Linked DNA regions of Homo sapiens: region 1 is linked to region 2. A link is a loop called in an ENCODE intact Hi-C map of the cell type or tissue named here. Cell type or tissue: heart left ventricle. All regions are shown on one strand. Links, peaks and the distances in the headings refer to the core of each region. The heading gives the core; the rest is flanking DNA. Region 1 overlaps PTPRM (protein tyrosine phosphatase receptor type M). Region 2 overlaps PTPRM (protein tyrosine phosphatase receptor type M).

Region 1 (12,150 bases), core at 1,634-9,633, 56 kb after region 2:
CTTAAACTCACCAGGAGCCCACTGAGAGCCCATGTATTTAGATGGAAACAAAAATGGACATAAAAATTAAGTTTGAAACAGGTAGTCTAAAACATCACCGGGAGTTCACTAATGTCAGGACAGAATAAACATTGACTACTCAGGACAAGTTTTCAGAAGTTCCCCAAGCCCCTTCTCACTTGGTTGGGTTCTGCTGACGCTGGTTTACTCTGCATCTCACCCCTTTGCACACAGTAACCTTTGGAGATATTCGGCATCGTAGTAAACTTGGTGGTTGTTGGGGAAATTTTTGTTTGCTTTTTCATTCAGCATTTTTTTTTTTTTTGAGACAGAGTCCCACTCTGTTGCCCAGGCTAGAGTGCAATGGCATGGTCTCGGCTCACTGCAACCTCTGCCTCCCGGGTTCAAGCAGTCCTCCTGCCTCAGCCTCCTAAGTTGCTGAGATAACAGGTGCCTGCCACCACACTTAGCTAATCTTTTTGTATTTTTAGTAGAGACGAAGTTTCACTGTGTTGGCCAGGTTGGTCTTGAACTCCTGATCTCAGGTGATCTGCCCGCCTCAGTCTCCCAAAGTGCTCGGATTACAGGTGTGAGCCACTGTGCCCGGCCTTTCAGCATTTTTTTAACATTGTGAAATGGATGTATGGGTGATACTGTGCTAGGCACCAAGGCATGAAGACATAATTCAGACTTGGCTCTTATTCTCAAGAAGTGGACTCTAGACTTTTAGAAGCCCAGGGAAGCAAAGACATTTTTCTTGGCTTACTCTTTTAAGTGTTTCCACAGTATTCTTAGCTATTAGAAAATAAAAATTATTTATTGTTGCAATTGTTAGAAAAAGTCATTCATCTCCTGTCTCTTGGCCACTGTGGAGCCCTGGCATTAAGGAAAAAAAAGTTTGGTGGCTGGCGATCAGCTATAATTGTGGGTGTAACCTTCTCTTCTTCTAGGGTGTTGGTGAGCTTTAGCCTCCTGTCCGTCTTGTCCTTTGGCCTGACTTATACTGTGTTCAGCTTGCAAAGGACAGCTGTAAAGGAGCAGCATGAAGCCAAAATCAATAATAGTGATGTTTTTAGCTCAGCTGTCATCTCCCTACCCCCAAACCTCACCAAAATTTTATGTCTCAGACAGTTTGTCAAGGACAAATGTTTGGTCCATGTCCCACCAGGGCAGGTTTTCTGTCAGCCAGGAGATTCTAGCTGTGTGTGTGTGTGTGTGTGTGTGTGTGTGTGTGTATGTGTGTGTGTGTGTGTGTGTGTGTGCGCGTGCACGCGCACGCGCATGGATTAGGTGTTAGGACACCCAAGTCTAAAGATTTAATTGTACAAATCTTACTGACAAATGTTTTACTGATTTGAATGTGCCAGATTATTTAAAAACTGGAACAATATAACAGATGTTTTTTAAGTTCTGTGAATATGAAAATATTTTAAAAAGGTGAGTATGTTTTTAGTTCTTTGACAGGGGCTTATATGTCTCTGAACTGATATTAATTATCTATGCTTTGCTGTTTTGCCAGTGAAGTCACTGATAAGCCAAGACTAGGTCCAGCGATAAAAATTATTTGGGAATTTAGTTCAGGATTTAAAGAGTGGCATTTCCTCTGACCTTTTTTTAGAGCTGACACTTTGTGGCAGGCCAAGTGTAATATTCTATTCCTTCTAAATACCCTTCTCTTTTTCTCATCTTAAAATCTTTCTCTTTCAAAGCTGATGCAACAGTGGTGTAAAACCACGTTATTTCTAGAATTGCTCTGGGCCACCTGATGGTATACATATTTCTTACAGTTTACGAAGTCCTACCAGATTCTTCTCTGAATATGACCACGGGGAATTGTTTGGACATTAACAAGTGCATTGTGTAAGGGAAGTATTTTACTTTTCAGCAGTAATATTAGATGTTTGTGACCAAAGCTGACGAGTGATTACTGGTTTAACAGCCTTATGTTTCAACAGATACAGCATAACTATAATGTTTAAATATCTGCAGTGATGGCCACCAGGACTGAAGTTTCTTTCTCCTCTTACCTTGAACAAGAGAAGCAGAAGGGCCACTGTTTACAGGGAGTTGATGAGACCACCTTCCTTAGAAGGCCCTTACTTCTCTGGTTGATGAATGTCATACTGATTGCACCCAAGACTGAGTTCTTGGTACACGTGGCTGGGCAAATTCTTGGAACAGGTGTCTGGGCTCATTTCCCTGAGTGGCATGGAGAGCCTTCTTCCATGATCAGGCCTGCAACTTCCCTCCTACTCACTTATGGGCATCACGCTCCCCCTCTGGAGCCCGTTCCTGCTATTTCTCCTGCCTGAAATGCTCTGTGCCCCTTTCCTTCCATCTCTGCCTAAATGCTGCCTTATCAGAGAAGCCCACACGCCATGTAAAGAGCAGTACCCACTCCCTTGTCCTGTTGCCTATGTCCCCTACCCTGCCCTGGTTTGCTGTGTGGGACTTATCACCTATCCTATTAGATATCTGTTTATTTATTTATCATCTCTGCCCTAGGTGGAATGTTAGGTCCACAGAGACAGGATCTCTGTACTCCTCACTGTCGTACTCCGGGCACCTGAGTGTATGGCAGGCACTTGGTTATTGAATGAAGGACTGAATGAAGGAGTCATAGGGGCTCTGTGTGTATTTGTGGAATGAAAGAGGGGGGAAGGAAGGACTTGACACTTAGAGCACCTAAGTATGGAAGGACTTAGGACATTGTCCCTTGGAAAGTGGGTGGTGATTGTCCCGGATAAAGGAAAACACCCCTCCCCACAAAGGGGTTGCCTTGAGAAAGTGGGTAGTTAGGAAGTCCTGGCTTCACGCTCAGGGGTAGGGTGGCTGTATGTCTCCTTTTCCAGGGGATAGGGCTCCTGTTGACACCTATTTCTCCAGCTAATGTTTCAAAGCACCCTCTTCCATTCTTAAAAGTTTCCCAATCTGGGTGATAAATACATGGTCACCCACTTAAGGGATTTGATTGCATCAGGGATGGAGTTCTGTATATGAGAACTACATGCAGGGAGCACTGAGAGGAGTGACTCTGGGAGCACAGGCATTTTGTACCCTTGCCTGGACGGGGCCCTGAGGGAACGGGAGGCCGGCCTTCAGAGGACCACTGGGCGTGTGCAGTTAACAGTTTGGTTTGTGTTTTTCTCCATGTTTCTCTGTATACAGAGGTATATAAATTTAAATATGTACATACATATGAAGTCCACCCCTGTTTTATTTTTACAGAAATGGTATTATGTCATACCGTACTTACCAAAGTCTTTTTTATTTCGTATTTCAGAATATCTTTGCTGGTCTGTACCTATTGATCTCCTTCGTTACCGTTACTTTTAATTGCAGCATAATATTCTATAGATGGATATATCTGACTTATGCAGTCGTGCCCCTGTTGATGTGCTTTCAGACTATTTTCATATTCTACTGTTAAAAATACTTTTTTTGTGACAAAAGATATCTGTATGCATGTATCCGTATGCTGAGAGTGGGATTTCTGAGTCAAAGTGAATGTGCGTTTTTAAACAGTCATCACCAGATGCTTTCCCCAAAGGAAGTACAGTTCTTCCTGCCTGCAGCAATGTTAGGCGTGCCCTTTCCTCACATCTTGCCCAGCAGTGGATGCTCAGATCTTTTAATGTTTTTCTAATCTATCAGGTAAAAAATGAGATTATCTTTTCCTTTGGCTGTACATTTTTGAGCCTTTATCATAGAGTCAAGTGTTGTAATGCATTCTGTAACTCCAAGATATGTAGCATTTACTAACTGCAGTCATTCATTAAGTAAAACTTAGACCATTAGGAAGATATACTGTTTAAGTATTTAAATAACTGAACACATCTTCCTGTGTTTTATCACTTTTTTTCATATCTAGGGCATTTCACATGTTTCCAGGTTTGGTTCCTAGGTATGGCTATTAAAGAACTTTCAGATCAAGGTTGATAATTGGGCATACTGGGCTGGGGTGCAGTGGCTTACACCTGCAATCCCAGCACTTTGGGAGGCCGAGGCAAGTGGATCACTTAAGGTCATGAGTTCGAGACTAGCCTTGCCAACATGGTAAAACCCCGTCTTTACTAAAGATAAAGAAATTAGCTGGCTATGGTGGCATGTGCCTGTAATCCCAGCTATTCGGGAGGCCGAGGCACGAGAATCACTTGAACCCGGGAGGCAGAGGTTACAGTGAGCTGAGATCGCGACACTGCAGTCCAGCCTCGGCGACAGAGTGAGACTCTGTCTCAAAAACAAACAATAAATAAATACATAATTGGGCATACTGTAATATTCTCAGAGATCTATATGTAAAATTTGTATAGTCATAGTTTTATGGTGGGTTATAATTGTCTCTAGTAGATTCTGTGAGTCTAAAACAATAGGAAGACTGTGCTCCATTAGCTTGTCATGCAATTTTTAACTTTGACAATAGACTTTTTTTGAAAAAAAAAATATTTTATTTTTTGCGACAAGATCTCACTCGGTCACTCAGGCTGGAGTGCAGTGGCATGATCACAGCTCACCACAGCCTCAAACTCCTGGAGTCAGGTCATCCTCCCACCTCAGTCTCCCAAGTAGCTGTGACCACCGGTAAGTGCCACCACACCTGGCTAATGTTTTTGGATTTTGTAGAGACAGGGTTTCACCATGTTGCCCAGGCTGGTCTTGAACTCCTGGACTCAAGCAATATACCTACCTCAGCCTCCCAAAGTGCTGAGACTACAGGCATGAGCCACTACGCCTGGCTGACAATAGGCTTTATTTACTCATTTATTGAGATACAATTGACGGAAGCTATAAATGCTAAATATTTCAAATGTGAAGGGATGAAATGTGATGGAGGGGCAGGCAAAGGAGCAGTGGTGCCAGGTGTGGATTCTGTGTAGTGTGTGAATGGCGTCTCTGTCCCTTAAGCCCAAGGCAACAATGTGAATAGCCACTTGCGTACAGCAGCGTGCCATATTCAACTTGGCAGGTTTCCATCCCCAAGGGCCTTAGTGTGTTGTAAACACTTTATTGATTGATGTTCAATACATTGCAGCACAATATAAGAATATATTGTCATCATATAGTGATGAGGGGAATTGTGTTGTGGTGCCTCATGTTTGTAAGGGATGACATTTCGGGTAGACGTAGGAAAACCGTTTCACATGCTACAATTGTTGTATATTTCCTCTGTCCAATTGCACATGGGCCAGAGACTTATGTGTATGGGAAATGTTTCTTTGCTGCTTTACCAGGATGTCGGTCATTTTGCTCGGATAGGGAAAACTGGAAAAAGAAAAAGAAAAAGATGTGCCCAGATACTTACTGGTTTTCGGCTTCCTGGTGAAAGTACTTTATGAACATAGTGAAATGTGTCATTCTTTCTAATCCTTAAATCTGCATAGGCCATGCCCATAAGGGGCTAAGTGTGGGCTATGGGGTGGGAGTGTTGCTTTTCCTTCCCCCACCCTTGTTCATGCCTGTCTTAGCATGTGACTCTTGATAGTGAACTTGCCCAGATGCTTCAAGGTCACCATTTCCCATATTCTCTGGCAGCTGAAGAGCTGTTTGGATCTTGGAATATGGAGTGGGATGTTTGATATTGTCAAGAGAAATGTGGGTGAACAGTGCGTAGGTCCTCCTTGAGCCCCTGGGAAAGGCTTGACACCACAATTTAGAAACCCTTAACTTTCTTAAGGTTAACATCTGAAGAAAAGAAGTAATTTGTTCTGAGGATTTTTTTTCCCTTTTGTGATGTAGTTCATATTTTAATATGAATCTCGGAACTGCCTGAATAATAATAATAATAATAATGGATAAACTTAATGAGCCCATTTTATCAACTGTTATGCATTATCTCATTTAATCCTTTGGTAACTTTGAGAAGGTACTGATGTTATCCTTTTTGTTGTTGAAGAAATTAAATAGCTTGCCAAGATCAAGCATGACTAGAGAGTAGCCCACACTTTATAGGACTTGGCTGAAAGCACTTTTTCTTAATGAGCAAATGTGTAATTGTTGGTTTACAGGGAAGTGGAGCCTGATTAATGTCGGGGCTGTTACACGGGCCATCAAGTTCTCTCCTCATGATGATGTTTTTAGCATCAGTTCGTTGATGTGTATCTCTGCTCAGTACTCTTTCACTTCCTGTGTTTTGGAATTAAAGAGGTGTTAGATTCCTTAAAAAAAAAAACAAAAAACCCTTATTTTTGTTTGGAAATGGTTCCCAAATGCACTGCTGGTGTAATTACCAAATGCTGACTTCTAGATAGATAGCTATAGTCACTGCATAAGCCACGTTGCTCACTCAATTCTCAATTGCATTTCTTTTAATAACAATTCCGAAGTTCTAACATTATTTTTTTCATTTCTGTATCAAAAATGTGGTCTTCTCATACCTATGGCTGGAGATAAGTATGTTTATGGTTTAATTGGGTGGATATAAGGAGAGGGGCCCCTGGAAGTCCCCAGAGGTCTCTCCTGGATGCTTCTCATGCACTGACAGTGCTGTGATGAGAGTTTGTGAGTATAACAGAGGCAAACACTCATGAGGGCTGATAATTATAACTAAGTCTGGCACATAGGAGCACTATATCAGTGCTAGATGTATGTTTATTCATTTTACCTCTACAACCCTGTGGGGTAGGTATGATTATGATTTTCATTTTCCAGAAGAAGCAGCTGAGATTATATGTTGGTCTCAAGACTGCACAGCTAGTAAGTTGCAGAGCTGGGATTCCAGTTCAGTTGGTCAGATTCTTTAACCAGTTCTTAACCTGCAGGCTAGATTTTAGCCTTATCCTGGTTCACATGTATTTAAATATTCTGGCCGGAGGATACCCCACTAAGTATAAAATAGCTTTGAAATAAAGCTATTTCAAGGGAATGTCTAAGAAGGTATCTGAAGCATCTAAATGAAGAAACTAGCATTAGAAAACATACTAACTGGCAATTTTATTTAGAATCATGTGGCTGTGCATTCCATTTCTTAAAGATAGTAAATTTTCTTAAGAAAAAGAATAAAGAAGAAAGCCTCTAGCATCTTAAGTTTCACTCATTTCTGCTCCCTGACTTTTATTAGGTTACACCTGATTTATTTTAGCTTTCTCAGGGTATGGGACAATTGTTTATAGGATTGGTATGGTGTCTACTTAGTCTGCATTTGATAGGAGAAAGTATTTAAACTGCTCTTTTTGTTAGAGATGACAAATAAAAAGACCCATTGTGTTGTAACCATAGGGTTGATGAAATTTATGACCTCTTTGAGTTAGTTTTAAAATGTAGCTTAAAAATTAGACATTATTTATTTGTAAGAAATCACAAACATTTGAGGTTCACAAATAATTTGCTGAAGGGGCTTGGAGGAAGTCGTTTATGATTTTTTATTTTAAATGGGGCTCAGATGCTGCCTCTTTCCTCTCTGTCTTGGGCATTGGGGGGGTGCAAGTTATGCTGGCCAGAGGGCCCTGAGACTGAAACCTACTCTGGATACTTTTTTAGTGTTCATGTGGTTTAGTATCCTGCAGTGGTTTTGGGGTGAGTGCAAATTTAAGAGTAAAAAGCCAGTTTATAAGAGAGAAGCTTGTTCCTTGTTTGCTTTTTACCTGCTGCTGTGTAATGTTTAGCCCCTATTTGAGGTCATGTCCATGAGGCTTAGTGTCTCTGAGTAATCAATGAGGAAGAACAGTCTCATGTCAGGCTTGCCATGCACATTTAATGACGACTGCCCATGAAATCCCTGGCACTGGATTGGCTTGCCATTTTTTTTTTTTTTTTTTTTGAGATGGGGTCTTGCTCTGTCGCCTAGACTAGAGTACAGTGGTGCAATCATGCCTTACTGCAGCCTCGAACTCCTGGGCTCAAGCCATCCATCCTCCCTCCTCAGCCTCTCGAGTAGCTAGGACTACCAGTGTGTGCCACCGTGCCTGGCTAATTAAAAAAAATGTTTTTATAGAGACAGGGCCTTGCTTTGTTGCCCAGGCTGGTATCAAACTCCTGGCTGGAAGGGATCCTCCCACCTCAGCCTCCGAAAGCACTGGGATTATAGGCGTGAGCCACTGTGCCCAGCTTGGATCACCATTCTTAACTGTAACCATCCTTTCCTTTCTTTCTTCATCTTCAGTGACAAGTAAAGTATCTTATTGGATGTGGGAGATTGGCATAGGAAGTTAGAGAATGACTTCCCAAAGTCACTCTTTTCTGTGGGAAGAGACCTAGAAATCCTGGTGTGAGAAGTAATTTGAGGGGATCAAGAACTTCTTGATTAAAGGATGGATTTGTTTTCTTTTGTTGCATAATAAATTGCTACAAATTTAGCAAATTAAAACAACACTCACTTATTAGCTCTCAGTTCTGCAAGGCTGAAGTGAGCGGGCTTGCTATGCTCAGGGTATCAGGAAGCCCAGATCAAGGTGTCTCCTGACTCAGCCTTTACCTGGAGGCTCTGGGGAAGAATGCACCCCCAGGCTCATTCAGGTTGTTGGGGGAATCCAGTTGCTTGTAGTTGTCAGTCTGAGGTTCCTGTTTTCTCCCTGATATCAGCAGGGGGTTGCTCGCAGCTTTTCAAGGCTATCTGCCTGCCTTTTCCTGTGGCTCCCTCCCTCTTCAGGGCCTGCAGTGGTTTATCCAGTGGAAGCTCTCTGACTTTTCCCTGGACACCAGTCTAAGAAAGCGCTCCACTGAGAACAGCCTCAGTGATTAGGTCAGACTCAGAAATTAGAATCTCCTATTCTGTTTTTTCAGTTATGGTAGCCTGGTGTGGTGGTACATGCCTGTAGTCCTAGCTATTCGGGAGACTGAGGCAGGAGGATTCCTTGAGCCCAGGGGTTAAAGGTTGCAGGGAGCTATACACCACTGCACTCTAGCCTGGGTGACAGAGGGAGACCTCATTTAAAAAAAAATAAATAAATAAAATAAATGAATGAATAAAATAAATAACATGGTAAGAACACGTAACATGGGATCATAAGATCTACTCTTTGAGCATATTTTTGAGTGTACCATATGTTATTGTTGATTATGGTACAATATAGTACAGCAGATCTCTAGAACTTATCTTGGAGTACTGAAACTTTATACCTGCTGATTAGGAACTCCCCATTTCCCTCTCCCCGAGCCCTGGCAACCGTAATTCTATTCTATGCCTCCATGAGTTTGAATGTTTTAGATGCTTTGTATAAATAGAATCATACGCTATTTGTCCTTTTGTGTTGGCTTATTTCACTTAACAAAATGTCCCCAAGGTTCATCCATGTTATCGCACATTGCAGAATTTCCTTCTCTTTAAAGGTGAATAATAATACATTGTATGTATATGACACAGTTTCTTTATCCATTAATCTGTCCATGGACATTTTGGTCTTTTCTACATCCTGGTTGTTGTTAATAGTCCTGAAATAAATTTGGGAGTACTAATAGCTCTTCAGGATCCTGATTTCAATTTCTTTTTTGGGTAAATACACCTAAGTGGGATTGCTGGATCATATGATGTTTCTGTTTTTAATTTTTTTGAGGAATCTCTATACTGTTTTCCATAATAGCAAAACCAATTTACATTCCCAACAACTGTGTACAAGGGTTTCAGTGATACTCTCCCACTCTTAAGGCCAACTGTGCCATCTAACAACATGGCAAAATCATGTTATGATCATTATTATGCTTATGATGATAGGCACACGATTATAAACGTAATCACAGGAGTGGCACATCATCATAGTCACGAGTTCTACAGGATGTGGGATCTGGGGTGGGTAAGTGCATTTTTAAAATTCCACCCACCACCAGGGTCATCTCAGAATGCCTCCAAGTGCCCCTGCCCCTGTCTGAACCCTGCTGGAACAAGCCCAAGCTTGTACTGTTATTTGCTGGCCTGATGAACATCCTATTTCAGTAGTGATGGCTAATTTTATTTCATATTAAGGGATTTGTGGAAAGAAATTTTAACTAAAGTATGATCATTGTATCTTGATGCCCCGAAGGGTGTGAGAGATTCTTAAAGATGATAGTAAACGTATTAGAAAAGGAGCAATTACTGTTCTAGCTTTGTAGAACTATTTATATCCAGACTCTTAATGTGTATTATAGGTGAGACAAAGACATAATATGGATTAGTTCATTGCTTATTTTATTGTGAGAAGGAGTCTATGGAACTGGGTCACTGGAATTTTTACAAATATAATTGAGATTATGGATCATAAGTTAGAAGGTTGATTGTATGAATGGGCAAATGTAGCATTACCATGTTGATAGTTACCAAGTCCTAGGGCCACACAGCAAAAGCAAAACCATTAGAAGTAGTTTTCCTAAGGCTATTGGTTTTTTTTTTGTTTGTTTGTTTTTAAGTTTACCTCCTAAGGACTCCTCAGAGCCACTAGGCAAGGTCAGGCTGTAATTCATCTCTAGAAAGAGCACCTGATGGTTAAAATGGAGTCAATATCCATTACTTTATCATAGAGATGATCTCACAAAAGGGCACCTGCATCATTTAGGGTGCTTTGGTTGCAAGCAATAAAATTGGACTGCAGTTCACTTAAAGCAGAAAAGGAATTTATTATAAGGACATGAGGAAGCTCACAGACTCTAGTGGCAGGCCAGAAAACTGGGCTCAGAATAAAGATTGAGAGAGATAGAGGGTAGTTTTAGGGAGCAGGATCTACTATCTAACTACTGCCCTGTCTTTTCAGGGCATGTTGTAAAAAATGAAATAGAATCATGTCTCTGTCCTTGCACCATCCCAGTCAAGACCCAGAGTCCTTTGGAGAAAGGTCCATGGGACAAGGATCTCCCAGGTCTGCACCTGATGGAGGGATAAATCCATCAAAATGACTCGGGATGCTATTACTAACCAAAGAGAGAATGAATAGATGCTGGGGGCAAAACTCTAAAGCAAAAACCTGATGTTTACTGTAGAATCTCTTGTTACTTAAAATGCTTTCTCAAAAACTACTCAAAAAATGCATTGAGTGGTAATTTAAAAAACACTTTTGCCTTAAACAATAGTCTTTTATTACTACACAACCACTGCCTTAAATCATAGAAACCCCAAAGCACTCCTCCCAGTTAAGTTAGAATATTTCAGGCATATTCTTATTTGCATAATATCAATGAAATCCTTTGACTAGTGTATAAGAAGGGTCCATTTAGCATATCATGATGAAAACGGATTGCCAAAAAAAAAAAACTGCAAGCAAATACAGAGGAGCCAAAAATCATTGTCTGTTATCCTGGAGTCATGTTCACTGATTATTTATTTGTAAGGTGAATATAAACTACAAAAATAATCCTCATTCTATTTGTTGCATGATAATGGCTTTTAAAATGAACATTTGTGTCTAACATGAAAAAAACCTCTGTATCTAACAGTTTATGGGTAAGTGATCATGTTCTAATAGCATTGTATCAAAAGCTGCTTTTCTTTATAAATCCTTATATTTAATCCCTCCAACCAGCCAACAAGCCACAAGCTTCCCAGGGAATTAATTTAAGATTGAAGATAAAAAAGAGGCCAAAGTTAATGACATCAGAGAGAAAGCTCCTGAAAGAAGTAATAGTTTCAAAAAGATTTTGACTGTTTTATAAGACAAATATAAGCTGTCGTAGAAAGAATTGTTATAAAATAAGGTTATTGCTTCTGGCTTATTCAAAATGATTTTTTCTAGTTTATAACCTCAACTAATCTTGTAATAACATTTTAAAGTAAAATTTTAATGTGTACCTTGGGAATGACACTGACCAGTTTTACTATTAGATTGCAAAAAATGTTTTAAATATTGATAATGTAATTTTGTCAAGAGCAGATCATCACTTTTGATAGCACAGAATTCTATACTTAAAATATGAGATTTCTAAATTCACAGCAAAAAGGATTTTGTTGTGAATGAGATAAAATTTAAGATTTAATTGTGGTCTGGCAAGGAAATAATAGCATAAAACCACCAGGGAAATTCAAATATGATAATTTTGGTGAATGTTCTCAATTTTAAATAAAAATTTTTTAATGTAATGACTTTACCTATGGTGGGATTGAAGCAATACATTATTTACACATTTAATCTTATTTTGATTTACTCTAATTTATTTGATATCAGCAGCCTGTTAGATGATAATTTAAAAATCCGCTGCTACCATAGTTGCTTTAGGAAACCTTCCTGATGATAATTTTATTCACTAGAATAA
Region 2 (12,150 bases), core at 2,551-10,550:
GATTGGGTATTGAAATGCAGCAAAGCAAATAATGAAGGCATATGTTTACCTATAATTCTTTTTTACCTTGGGAGAAGGATTAAATAGGAACAGTTTGGTTGTTGTCAAATTCTTAACAGTTGCTTTCAAGCATGAAACAGTCCCCGGGCTCTCGGAGGATTTACTTAGCAGTTTGAATAGAGAGGTCTTTACTGCTAATGGAACTGAGATGGCAGGCTTAAGCAATGGGGTGCTTTATAGCCTCTTTAGCCACTTGAGAAGATGTAACATCAAATAGCTGAAACCATCCTGATCTCCATTGGTGTTTAGGAAGTTGTGCAAAGATTGGTGAATAAATAATTCAGGGTTGTATGAATGTCTGGATGCCAGGAATGTTGAGAGTATCTAAAAGCTTGATTCACAGAGGATTTAGTTCTGGGAGAAACTCTGGAGCCCCTCCTTGAGCTTGGCACCAGGGAACATTTACAGATGATGACATTTTCTAAGAAAGAAAGAACTTTCACTTGGGATTGACTGGGCTTTGTAAAGCAACATTTCACTGGGGACTCCAGTCCCGGAAAAGTCTTATTTGTAAAATAAAGAATATTTTCAGTACAGATGGTTGGCAGTTGCTGCTGTGTGTGTGTGAATGTGTGTGTGTTTAAAATACAGGATGGTGATGATTATTTAGGGTCTTAAATAACCATTTAAGTTCTGTACTATTTAATGGTTAAGCTTTAAGAAATCACTTGTTGAAGACACAGGGGAGAAGTAGTCACAGTTTGTCTGTTGAAGCTTCTGCTTCACGCTCTCGTCATCTGTTTCAGACCTTAGTAAAGACGTCCCGAATGTGTTGTCCAATGAACAGGTGGGCAGCAGGTGTTGGGGACCCACTGGATATATGAATATTCACAAATATTCGGACTCTCCTCCTGCGCATAGAGTAGATAGCAGTTCCCTGTTCATTTGGACATAGGCGTGACCATATGACTTGCTTTGGCCAATTAAATGTCACTTCTGAGCAGAAGCAGGAAAGCTCGTGCTTGTTTCACCACATCCTGTGCCATGGAAACTTGCAGTTGATTCTTCAGCCCCAGGGTGAGGATGACTTGGAAAAGAGCTCCCAGCTGATGGCCAGTGGGCATGGAGGGTGCACAAGAAGTGATATGTTCCTTGATATTTTGTGATTGTTACTGCAGCATGACTTAGCCTGCCCCGATGCATACAACCTATAAAGTACTAGATTTTTCTCTAGGAGAAAACCACTCAGGCGGTCCATGGGTGTTTCCCTACCTTAGGCTGAATAGAGAACTTCCCATGGTGATGTGGTGGACAGGAGTTAGGGCAGAGAAACCGCTGGCTGCTACACAGGAACCACTGTACCAGGCATTGGCCTTTCTCCTTTGTTTCTTGTTGTCTGTTTCCCATAGGTTTCTACAACATTCTTTCTCTTCCTGCTTCTACCCGCTAAGTCTGTTTCTATCCTTTGCATGGTATCTTGGTGGGAATTCTCAATTTTATGCTAACCAAACATGGAAAGCAGCTTCTGTTCTTCCATTACATGACTCAGAATGCCTGGACCCCCGACCCCTCTTCTCTGCCACAGATGAGGACAACTCTGTGTCCTAGAGTGGGTGAAAGTGCTTGTAATTGCCAAGTGAGGGAGATTCACATGCTTTCATCAAGCCAGAGCTGGGCGGCTGGGGAATCGGATTCTAGACCTATTATCCTTAGGTGCATTGCAGTGCTTGAGAGAATCTGCTTTTCACAAATGTTTTCCACTCTTCACAAAACTCTTGGGAATTGGAAATATAATGCACACTTTATAGCTGGGAAGTTGAGGCTCACAGAAGGTAAGTACTGTGCTCAGATCATCACATGGACATGATATCACTGAAGCAGCTCCAAGAAGTCTCTCATTCCAAGATGTACACTCTTTCTACTGCTGTATTATACACTTCTGAGTGTGATTAAATAGGCATAGTTGAAAGAGGCAGTAATATTTGAACCTATCAAAAGCCAGTTCAAATAGATCATAACAGTAATACAGCAACAATAAAATAATAATAGGCTGGGTGCAGTGGCTCACACCTATAACCCCAGTGATTTGGGAGGCTCAGGAGGATTGCTTGAGGCCAGGAGTTTGAGACCAGTCGGCAACCTAGTGAGACCCCGTGTCTACTAAGTAAATAAATAAATAAATAAACAAAACTTTATAAAATAATAGCAGCTAAAACTTACGCAGTGCTTATTGTATGCTGCAATATTCTAAGGCCTTTAAATTTATTAATGCATTTAATCCTCATAACACTGTGAGTAAATATTCATATGAGGCAGTAGAGGCACAGAGAGGTTAAGAAACTTGCCCAAGGTCACATAGCTAATAATTGGTAAACTGGGATTTGAACCCAGACTCTAGAATCCTTGATCTAAAGAACAAATGTTTGAAACTCTGTTAAATTAAGACTAAAAGAGTATTTTTTAAAGAAGAGCAGTTTTATGTTCACAGCAGATTTGAGAAGGTGCTAGAGTTCCCATATAGCCCTGCCCCCACACATGCATAGCCCCCCATTATCAACAGCTCCCACAGAGTGGTGCATTGTTAAAGCTGATGAACCCACATTGACATGCCGTTATCACCCAGAGCCACAGTTTACATTAGTGGGCCACATTTGATGTTGAACATTATGTGGGTTTGGACAAATATGTAATGGCATATATCTGCCATTATAGTATCCTACAGGGTATTTTTACTGCCCTAAAAATCCTCTGTGCTCCATCTATACATCCATCACCTGATTCCAACCCCTGACAACGACTGATCTTTTTGCTTTCTCCATAGTTTTGCCCTTTCCAGAATGTCGTATAGTTGGAATCCCAAAATACGTAGCTTTTTCAGATTGTCTTCTTTCACTTAATAATATGCATTTAAATTCCCTCCATGTCTTTTTGTGGCTTGATAGCTCATTTCTATTTAGTGCCTAATAATACTCTCATCATCTGTATGTACCACAGTTTATCCATTCACCTACTGAAGGATATCTTGGTTGCTTCCAATTTGGCAAATTCTGTATAAAGCTGCCATAAACATCCATGTACAGGTTTTTGTGTGGACATAAGTTTTCAACTCCATTGGATAACTATCAAGAACTGTGATTGCTGGATCATATGGTAAGAATGTGGTTAATTTTGTAAAAACCTGCCCAACTGTCTTCTAAGTGGCTAGACCATTTCTCATTCCAGTGATGAATGAGGGTTCCTGCTGCTCCATATCCTAGCCAGAATTTGGTGGTGTCAGTGTTCGAGATTTTGACCATTCTAATAGATGTGTGAGAAGAATATTCTAAAAATTGAATTTTTATAAATAATAACATGGCCTGCAATTTCTGAAATACGTAGTGTATTTGTTCTTTTTTTTTGGTTTAAGAATCCTAAAATATGTACTGTGTATATGCATTATTCCTTTATCGATCAAGCTTCTAGCTACTTCCTCTACCCTCTCACACCCTCCTTACCATAGCAGCCATGGTTCATGGTCAGGCCTCTCATATGCTGCTATGAGAGGAATTGATACTGGGCTCCCAGGGGTCTATACTGGGTTTTCTGTGGTCTGTGCTGGACTCCCTTATTTACCTGTTTTGTCCTTTCAAAAAGGCTATTAACAGGGCTCTTGTCTGTATGATGTAAACAATTAGAAGGAAGGACACCCTAGATAAATACCTTGGGATGGTGCTGAAATTTGTTAGTCATCAAGAGATGCTGTCCTGTGGAACCCTAGGGAGTCAGGGTGGTTACAGAATGGCAAGCCCCAAGTCAGGCCTGCTGCCCTCCTGCAGGGCTGGAGAGGACAGTGAGATGGGCATAGGAGAAAATGACGTCCCTGCTGAAGTCAGTTTCAGCATCAGGCAGCAGGTACATGGTGCTGCTAGGGGAGTAGGGGAAGGTAGATTCTTGTATTTTTCTTTTAATCTGAGAGTTGAGAGTGAAATACTTCACTAGGCCCAGCTTTGTGTATGTGTCTGTTGAGGAGAGAGAAAGAGAATAAAAATTGGGCTTGTTGAAACAAGCCAAAGTTCAGCCAAGTTCTCATCTGAACCTCTAATCCCTCCAAGATTTTTTTTCCAGGCATAAGAAGAAAAATCATTTTCTAAAACTTTCCATTTCTGATTTTTCTGTGATTCTGGGCAGTCAAACTTGTGTAAAATTTTTATGATACCTTTTTATTTTATAAATTCTCAGCATGTTAAACTTGCTTATTTTAGTTTGAATTTTTGGAAATTATAATTTTTCTATTACTCTTCTTGGCATAAGGTAATTTCTTGTTGGGGTGATATTTTACAATTTAGTTACTTAAAACGATTTTGCTTTTAGTGTAAATCTTACCTTTTTTTGGAAAAATATGTATTGGGTGTCAGAATCACTTTGTTTTTAACCCTTTTTCTGATTATGAGTCTAATATTGTTATTGTAGGAAAAACTAGGAAATACCAGAAAGTATTAAAAGGAAGATAAAACATACTACCTACTCAAAGTAGCACTACTAACAATTTGTTGTATTTTTGCAGATTTCCATGCACGTATATATGTATTATACATGTGTACTTACTGTTGTGTATAATAGTGAATACAGCTATATAGGCAGTTTTTACAGCCTGCCTGTTTCAGTGGTCGAGATCATCATGATTTTTCCATGCTTTGAAATAGTCTTAGAAAATATGATTTTTAATAGCTGCATGTGACTTTAATACTATTCCATAATTTATATATTATTTTTTGGGTTGTTGGTATTTAGGCTCCTAACAGTTTTTCATTATTAATAATGTTACCTTGAGTGTCTTTGCTTGCATTTTTTATGAGGCTTAACAGTTCAGGTAAGAGGCCTAGAATATTAAAAATAACTCTTATTCACAAGCTCCTCCCATGTGACAGGTGTTTGACACTTTACTTACCCCCAGAACAAGCATGTGAGGTAGGTGGCATTGTTCCTCCTAAAAAAACAAACTGGTGGCTGCAAGCTGGTCAGCCATGGAGGTGGACACAGGACTTTCTGGACCAACCCCAGCTCTTTCTTGCTGCACTGTTCTGCCTTGGGCACACTTGGAGTGAACTGTGAGACCAAATTATGAGAGAAGGACTATAGAAAATCATGCAGGGGGTGGGGGTAACTATTATGATGAAACATACTGGCCAGTACTGGTGGATCTGAAACTGGATCAGGCGGTGTATACTGGAAACTATTATACAGATCCTCTTTCCCCTGCCTCTGGGATTTTACATTTTAAAAATAAGGTCTCCTGAAGCAAAGTGATTTGCCTGAGGCCATACAACTAACTATTTATAGCGGTGAGTGGGACCTTAACTCCCAGCAACTGCTTTTCCCAGCAACTGCTCTTCCATGTTCTTTCCACTGTGCTTGACTCTACAGGCTTCCCAAAGGATGAAGGCTAGAGGTCTGAACTCTGTATTCATAATAAGGTCAGAGTACATCCTTAAAGGGACATCTCCCCTAGTTATCTAGTTTGAAATCAGTTAGCCTCTACTGAACTATGAGGATGGCAGTACTGTAGACTGACTGACTGGATTTTGATCCTAGTTCTACCTTTTTCTTGTCGTGTATCCTGGGCAAGTTTCTTAACCTCTTTGTGCCTCAGATTCTGCTTTTTTTTTTGGGACAGGGTATCACTCTGTTGTCCAGGCTGGAGTGCAGTGGCGTCATCATGGCTTACTGCAGCCTTGACTTCCTGGGTTCAAGTGATCCTTCTCCCAAGTAGCTGGGACTGTAGGTGCGTGCTGCCACATTCAGCTAATTTTTGTATTTCTGGGTAGAGATGGGGTTTTGCTACGTTGCTCAGGCTGATCTTGAATTCCTGAGCTCAAGCAATCAGCCCACCTTGGCCTACCAAAGTGCTGGGATTACAGGCGTGAGCTACCGCACTCGCCATCAGATTCTGCTTTTATTAAATAGAGACAGCAGTAGTATCTACTGCATGAGATTGTTGCGAAGGCTGCATGAATGCACTGTGCAGAGCTCCTAGAACAGTGCTGGGCGTGTAGCAAGCCTGGTGTAGGTGTAGTGAGCCTGGTGTGTGTGTGGCGAGCCTAATGTGTGTATCAGCTGCTGCTGCTGAGTAACCAGGCACATTCCCTCTGCTGTTCCTCCATTAGCTACTATTTTCAAGGAACTCAAAATGATCACTTTTTGCCTCTAACAGAATTTACAGAAACTCTACAAGAGCTTGAAATGCACCTATAGTGGTCAGGGAGCGTATATATTTAGGGAGAGTAATAAGATAAAATCTTTCATGAAAAAAGCTTTTAGAAGACTAAGAAAACATAAAGGTCTTTTTAAGCAGGCATCAGAATGTCATCTCGAATCTGTTTCCTTTGTTTCTTGATAGGAAAGTAGTTAAAACAACCTAATAGCTTATCAATAAATCAGAAGTTTCCAGATTTCCTGATTTGCTTTTGCTTGCTAGTAATTTTCCCGACTCTTATCAAATTGGATACAAATAGATGTTTTTAAAAGTCAAGTTGCCCACACTATTTGATTCTGTTTGCTATTTTTGGCTTAAAAATGAAGAAGAAATATGGCCTAATTCTTGCCCTGTGGTGAAATTATATTGCAAGGTAAGAGAATAGAAAATAAAGCTTTTCATTATCACCTCTCCATGACCTCTTGAATGAAAAGGTTGGGAGTTTGAGAGGTTCTTTTTTTTTGAGACAGAGTCTCGCTCTGTCACCCAGACTGGAGTGCAGTGGCGTGATCTCGGCTCACTGCAACCTCCGCCTCACGGGTCCAAGCGATTCTCCTGCCTCAGCCTCCTGAGTAGCTGGGATTACAGGCACCTGCCATGATGCCCGGTTAATTTTTGTATTTTTAATAAAGACTGGGTTTTGCCATGTTGGCCAGGCTGGTCTTGAACTCCTGATGTCAGGTGATCCGCCCGCCTCGGCCTCCCACAGTGCTGGGATTACAGGCGTGAGCAACAGCGCCTGGCCAAGGGGGTTTGTTCATCAAGATAGACTTCCTCTGTCTCTATCAATAACTGGCAAAGTTGCAGTGAGACCAGTTACTAGTGGTCAGTGTGTGACATTGGGGCCCATGAGCCTGGGTTTGAAACCCAGGTCCTCGGCATCCAGCTGAAACAGCCGTTTCAGCCTCTCAGCTTCATTTTCCTGTAATATAGAGAAAATACTTCCTACTGTGAGGCTAAAATGCCTTAACATTCATAAAAGCATCTAATGCTAGGCTCTTGTAATTTTAGCACCTTTTCCTCTGATGACATTCACTGGGAAAAGGAAAGGCTCTGTAGCCCCGTCTTCAGAACTAAATTCTCCAAAGCAGGACTTCATTCTAGGCTTGCTTTTAAACAAGATTATTTCCATATACCATCCAATCAGGTAATATGACATAGGAAATGCCCTTCCCTCTGTGAGACATGCACTCGCGTTTGGCAAAGACTGTGGTCACCACCTTCATTTAAAAGGGTTTAATGATCTTTGGACTTTAGCAGACTCCATAGAGTACAGCCCTGATGGACAGAGTTTAGGCAGAGAGAATATTTTCCATTTCATAATCTCATACACAGGGACCTAAATTCCACTATCAGGGACTTCTTTAATGACTCCAACTGTCAGCCTGGACATGAGTGACCTGAAGAACCTGTATGGAGAGTGGAAGGGGCATACAGATGACTTCTGCTGGTATGACCCTCTCCCCTCTCCCAGCCACACAGCTGGTGGCTTCACAAAGAGCTAGGTTAGCAGTGAGGTTGTCCTGTGTACAATTTCAGTGCCCCTTGCTCAGGGTCTAAGCCTGACCCATGTTGCTGCAGATTGTACACTGGGGTTATCTGGGTTATTTATTTATTTTTAGAGACAGGATCTCACTCTGTCATCCAGGCTGGAGTGCAGTGGTGCAATAGCTCACTGTAACCTTGAACTCCAGGGCTCAAGTAATCCCCCCAATTTGGCCTCCTGACTAGCTGGGACTGCTCCTGAGTATCTGGAACTCCTGTGTAAACATTTTAAAAATTTAAAATTTTTGTAGACACAAGGTCTCGCTCTGTTGCTGGGGCTGGAGTCGGGAGATTTTTGACACAATTCCGTGGTTTATCCAATCCATGCCTGCACCTGGGAGTGCATCACACTCAGCTCACTCTCCCCTCGGCACTATCCCCCTCTGCAGGTGGCTTAGTGTCCTTCCTCCAAGCAGAGGGACTTCCCTGGTCTCCTTCCTCTTCTCGAGGTTCTGGGATGACTCACACTGAAATATTGGTGGAATGAGAATCCCCTGTGGAAGTTGTTGTTTCCATCCCTGCCATTTCTACTCACCTCCTGACCTCACTGACTTGCACAACCAGCCACCCTGTCATTACTCTGGGTGGGACAATTTCCCTTTTCAATTTTTGGTTATCAGATGTTACCATCCTTTTGGGCCTCCGGATATGGGCCTTTTCCTTTGCAGGGTTATAGCTGTCTCCCTCAAAGGCTTGGTTTAGTCCAGCAGCCAGGCGGGGAAGCATTTTATTCCTCTCTGTCCTGAGGCATATGTCCTGAAACCATTCTGTTCTTGGCCTCCTCAGCCCTTGTATGAGATCCTGTCTTCCCAGAGAACTGGCCCTTCCCAGTGACCACCCATCTTTGGGGTAAAGGTCTTTATCCTCATGTTTCAGGACCTGACTCTGGGCCTTAGGGTACATGGAAGGAGGGAGATTTGGGGACACAGAATGCCCAGTAACCTGCGGTGAGGCTCGGTTCATTCTAGGAAGTATTTAGGAAGTATTTTGCAGGCCTTGTGCTAAGGGAATGTGAAGATGAGAAAATTCGGCGGGCACCAGAGGCATGGGAGTTGAGTACTTGGCTTTGCCAATGTTAAATGCCTCCTTCAACATTTCAGACAGGGAATTTTTGTAGTGGAGAGTAGAGCTGAACTTTAACTCGGTGATTTTTCCTGACAGAAGGTCCTCTCTAAGGACAGCAAGGAAATCAACAGTAGCAGTTAGTTAGGAAATGGGGTGTTGTGCGGTGCTACAGTGACTAGAGTCAGAAGGAGTTCCATTGATTCCAAATAAGAGGCCCTGCACAAATGGAGATTCTGATGTATGCAGCTCTCTACCTGTGTCTATTTGAAAACAAAAAGCCACCTTATTTTGTCTAAAATAATTTGAAGAATTTTTAGATGGCCACATGACAAAGATACCATTTCAATAAGTAATATAAAAAATATGTGGTGTGAACCTGGGAGGCGGAGCTTGCAGTGAGCCGAGATTGCACCACTGAACTCCAACCTGGGTGACAAGAGTGAGACTCCATCACACACACACACAAACACACATGCACGCACACACACACAGGATATGTATTCTGTGAACCACTATTCATTTCTGTATACCAGACTGAATTTTTAAAAGCATTTGAAGCATTCACTATTTTTCACATTAATATCAAAGCAGTAAAATAATCCAGAAACAAAAAAAGATAAGTAGCTTAATGATTCTACTTAAAATTAATGCAACTAATGTATTTCTGTTATTCCCTAGTGTATTGTTGTTGCAAAGTAGTTACTGTCTTTCAAATGAAAGTTTAAAACGATAACTTTCTGAAAATTGCAGCTATCATACAAAAACGTGATTGTAAATCGTTTGTCTTTTGCCATTTTTCTTAAAAGAATTAGATATTTAAAAGATCATATAATCTGTTAAAACCATTAGTTGGCATTTTAAGAGTCACTTCAAGAATGTGCTTTAATTTAAAGGAAAACTAAGCTTGAATTCATTTTCATCTTTTTTTTACTATATTGAAAATTTTAACATTTCAATTCTAGTTTTGTCCATGACTGTTAATAATTCAGTCATTCAGCAGATAATTGAGGGCCCACCCTGTCAGGCACTGTCCTAAATGCTGCTGCTGCCCAACAAAATAGACCCAAAATGCTGGCTTCATGGAGCTCACATTCCATTTGTGTACATTTCTATGGAACAGGCACTGTGTACTTTCCGTGCATGCTTGAGCAATTTTAATTCTTCTATCAGCCCAAAGAAGGCACTATTACTATCCCAGTTTAACAATGAGGAAGCTGAGGTTGGCAAGGTTCGCAGTTTCCAGCTCATCTCCATCTACGTGATGCTGGTTTCATGACCACTGTGCAGTCACTTGCTTTAGAGTGGTTTGAACCATTGAGTTAGCTTCACTGAGAAGTATCATGGAACCACTTACACTGATATTACGAAGTATGCTTCAAAATGATGGTACACTCATGGAAGCAGCCTCAGAGGAAAGCCATTAAGATGGCGGGGGTGCCAATCATGTCATATGAGGGCAATTGTAAGATATTATTGAACTAAGATCAATGGGTACAGGGTTTGGGAGGAAGGATTCAGGTCAATGTAGGGAAGAACCATCTAACCTGTCCACAGAAGGGATGGATTGCCTAATTAAATGCCGAGATTAGAGAATTTAGCCTCGTGGATGTGGTCAAGAGGATTCAAGCATTAGGTTGATGATCATTTAGATCAGCTTCCCACACCTGCTCATCAGAATGATCCAGCCACTTGTTGAAAGGATGTGTTCTGGTTACCCTGAGATGTTTTCATTCATTAGATTTAGGGTGGGGCCTGAACATCTGAATTTTTAATCAACACAATAGGGGACCTGTTGCTGGGTAGAGGGTGGTGGGGTATAACAGAGGTCACAAATGTACAAAAGCCCTTTTTGGAGGAGCATGTATGAAATGTTTTAGGAACTGAAAGGTCAGCTTTGTGGTTGTACTCAAGAGAGTGAAGGGCAAGTTGTATTAGAAAAAAGTAGACATATAGGTGTGAGCCAGAAATTGGAGGTTTTCCAGAACCACATTAAAGATTTTAAGCACAACTGAAACCATTTTAGCCTAGAGTAACATAGGGTAACCAGATTTTGTGTGTGTGTAGTGTGTGTGTGTGAATGTGCAGACCCACACACTCAAAATACACATCATATTTTTAAAGATCTCTCAGACTGTGAAGAGAATGGACTTAAAAATGTTCATGGAGGAGGTAGAGTGGGTGGCAGTGGACTGGTTAATAGACTATTGAAGTATTCCAGGTGAATGACAAGGGGACATGAGGAGGTTTTTTTGGGAGCTAAAATCAGCTGGCCTGGATGGTAGACCAGATCATGGGGATAAGGGTAAGAGGGTATTCAGGGTGGAGAGGGATGCCATTTACTCACCCAGGGAATAGGTTTGTGGGAATGTTTTGAACGAATGGAAATTGAGGTGCCTGAGATGGCCACTCTGACATGTCTAATGGGTGGTTGGGTATGTGGGGTTAGAGCTCAGAAGGAGAGGTCAGATGGTTGAAGCCAAAGGGGTGGATGAAATTGTCGAGGGAGCAGGAAGAGTGTTAGAAGAGGGCTCCAGACATCTAATGTCTGGTGGTGGAGAGGAGGAAAACCAGGATTCGGCCGTCACCAGGGAAGCCCCTGAAGAGGGAGGAGGGTGTTTCCCAAAGGTGATATAGACAAGAGAGCAGGAGAGATGAGACCTGAGAAGAACAGCCTTGGATTCCTTGGCCTGGATGTCCCTGTGACTTCAGCAAGAGCCGTTTAGGTGCCACACTGGAGGCTGCAGGGAGTTGGGGTGAGGACCAGAGAGAGTGATTATGGAGACTGTCTCCTGAGAGATGTGGTTATGAGGAGGAGCAGAGACCTAGGACAGTCACTTACGCGCAACGTGGAAGGGAGGTTTTTAAACATTTTTAAAAGATGGAGTAGCCTTTTGGGCTATTTTGCTGGTTTATTTTAGAATTAAAAGTGGGGGAATTAAAGAAAAAAGTTTTGAGTAATGCTTTTAAAGTTTCATCTTTGTTATTTTAAAATGTTTTCTATCATGAACTCTGAAGAAATCTTTGAGAGGATGATGGATTTACATTGTCAGTCTCTTATACAAGTGAGCCCTTGTGAAGTAATTTTTTCAAAACTAAAGCTTTGTTTTTCTCTCCTTGAGATAAGATAAACACAGACACCATTAATAGCACATTTTGCCTTGTTATCTATGAAGGGGGATGGTTGCAGGCATATAGTGTAGTGTCACGTGAGCCAGTGGTAATTTACATGGGGACCCTTAGGTTGGGTTGGCTTATGTGCCATGTGAAAGTGAGAGCCTGTGCCCAGGATCTGATTTCCTCTTTAATTG

What was found. Peaks named below come from ENCODE experiments on the same cell type or tissue, not always from the same donor. Only the 100,000 strongest peaks of a DNase experiment are listed, where the experiment ranks them.
Region 1: a loop joins it to region 2, with 5 times the contacts of the local background. A loop is called at or near these places in 1 of 110 quality-filtered maps.

What each region holds. Positions count from the first base shown.
Region 1 is chr18:7,675,428-7,687,577 of GRCh38, forward strand. All of the region lies in intron 1 of PTPRM (protein tyrosine phosphatase receptor type M), which reads left to right. Among named protein-coding and RNA genes, the nearest start is that of PTPRM, 110 kb to the left of the region's middle. In heart left ventricle, for the core only: no CTCF peak of the experiment used is centred there; no DNase peak of the experiment used is centred there; H3K27ac peaks cover 4,202 bases.
Region 2 is chr18:7,618,858-7,631,007 of GRCh38, forward strand. The region is part of intron 1 of PTPRM (protein tyrosine phosphatase receptor type M); the gene reads left to right. Among named protein-coding and RNA genes, the nearest start is that of PTPRM, 58 kb to the left of the region's middle. In heart left ventricle, for the core only: a CTCF peak has its summit at 8,147; no DNase peak of the experiment used is centred there; H3K27ac peaks cover 1,911 bases.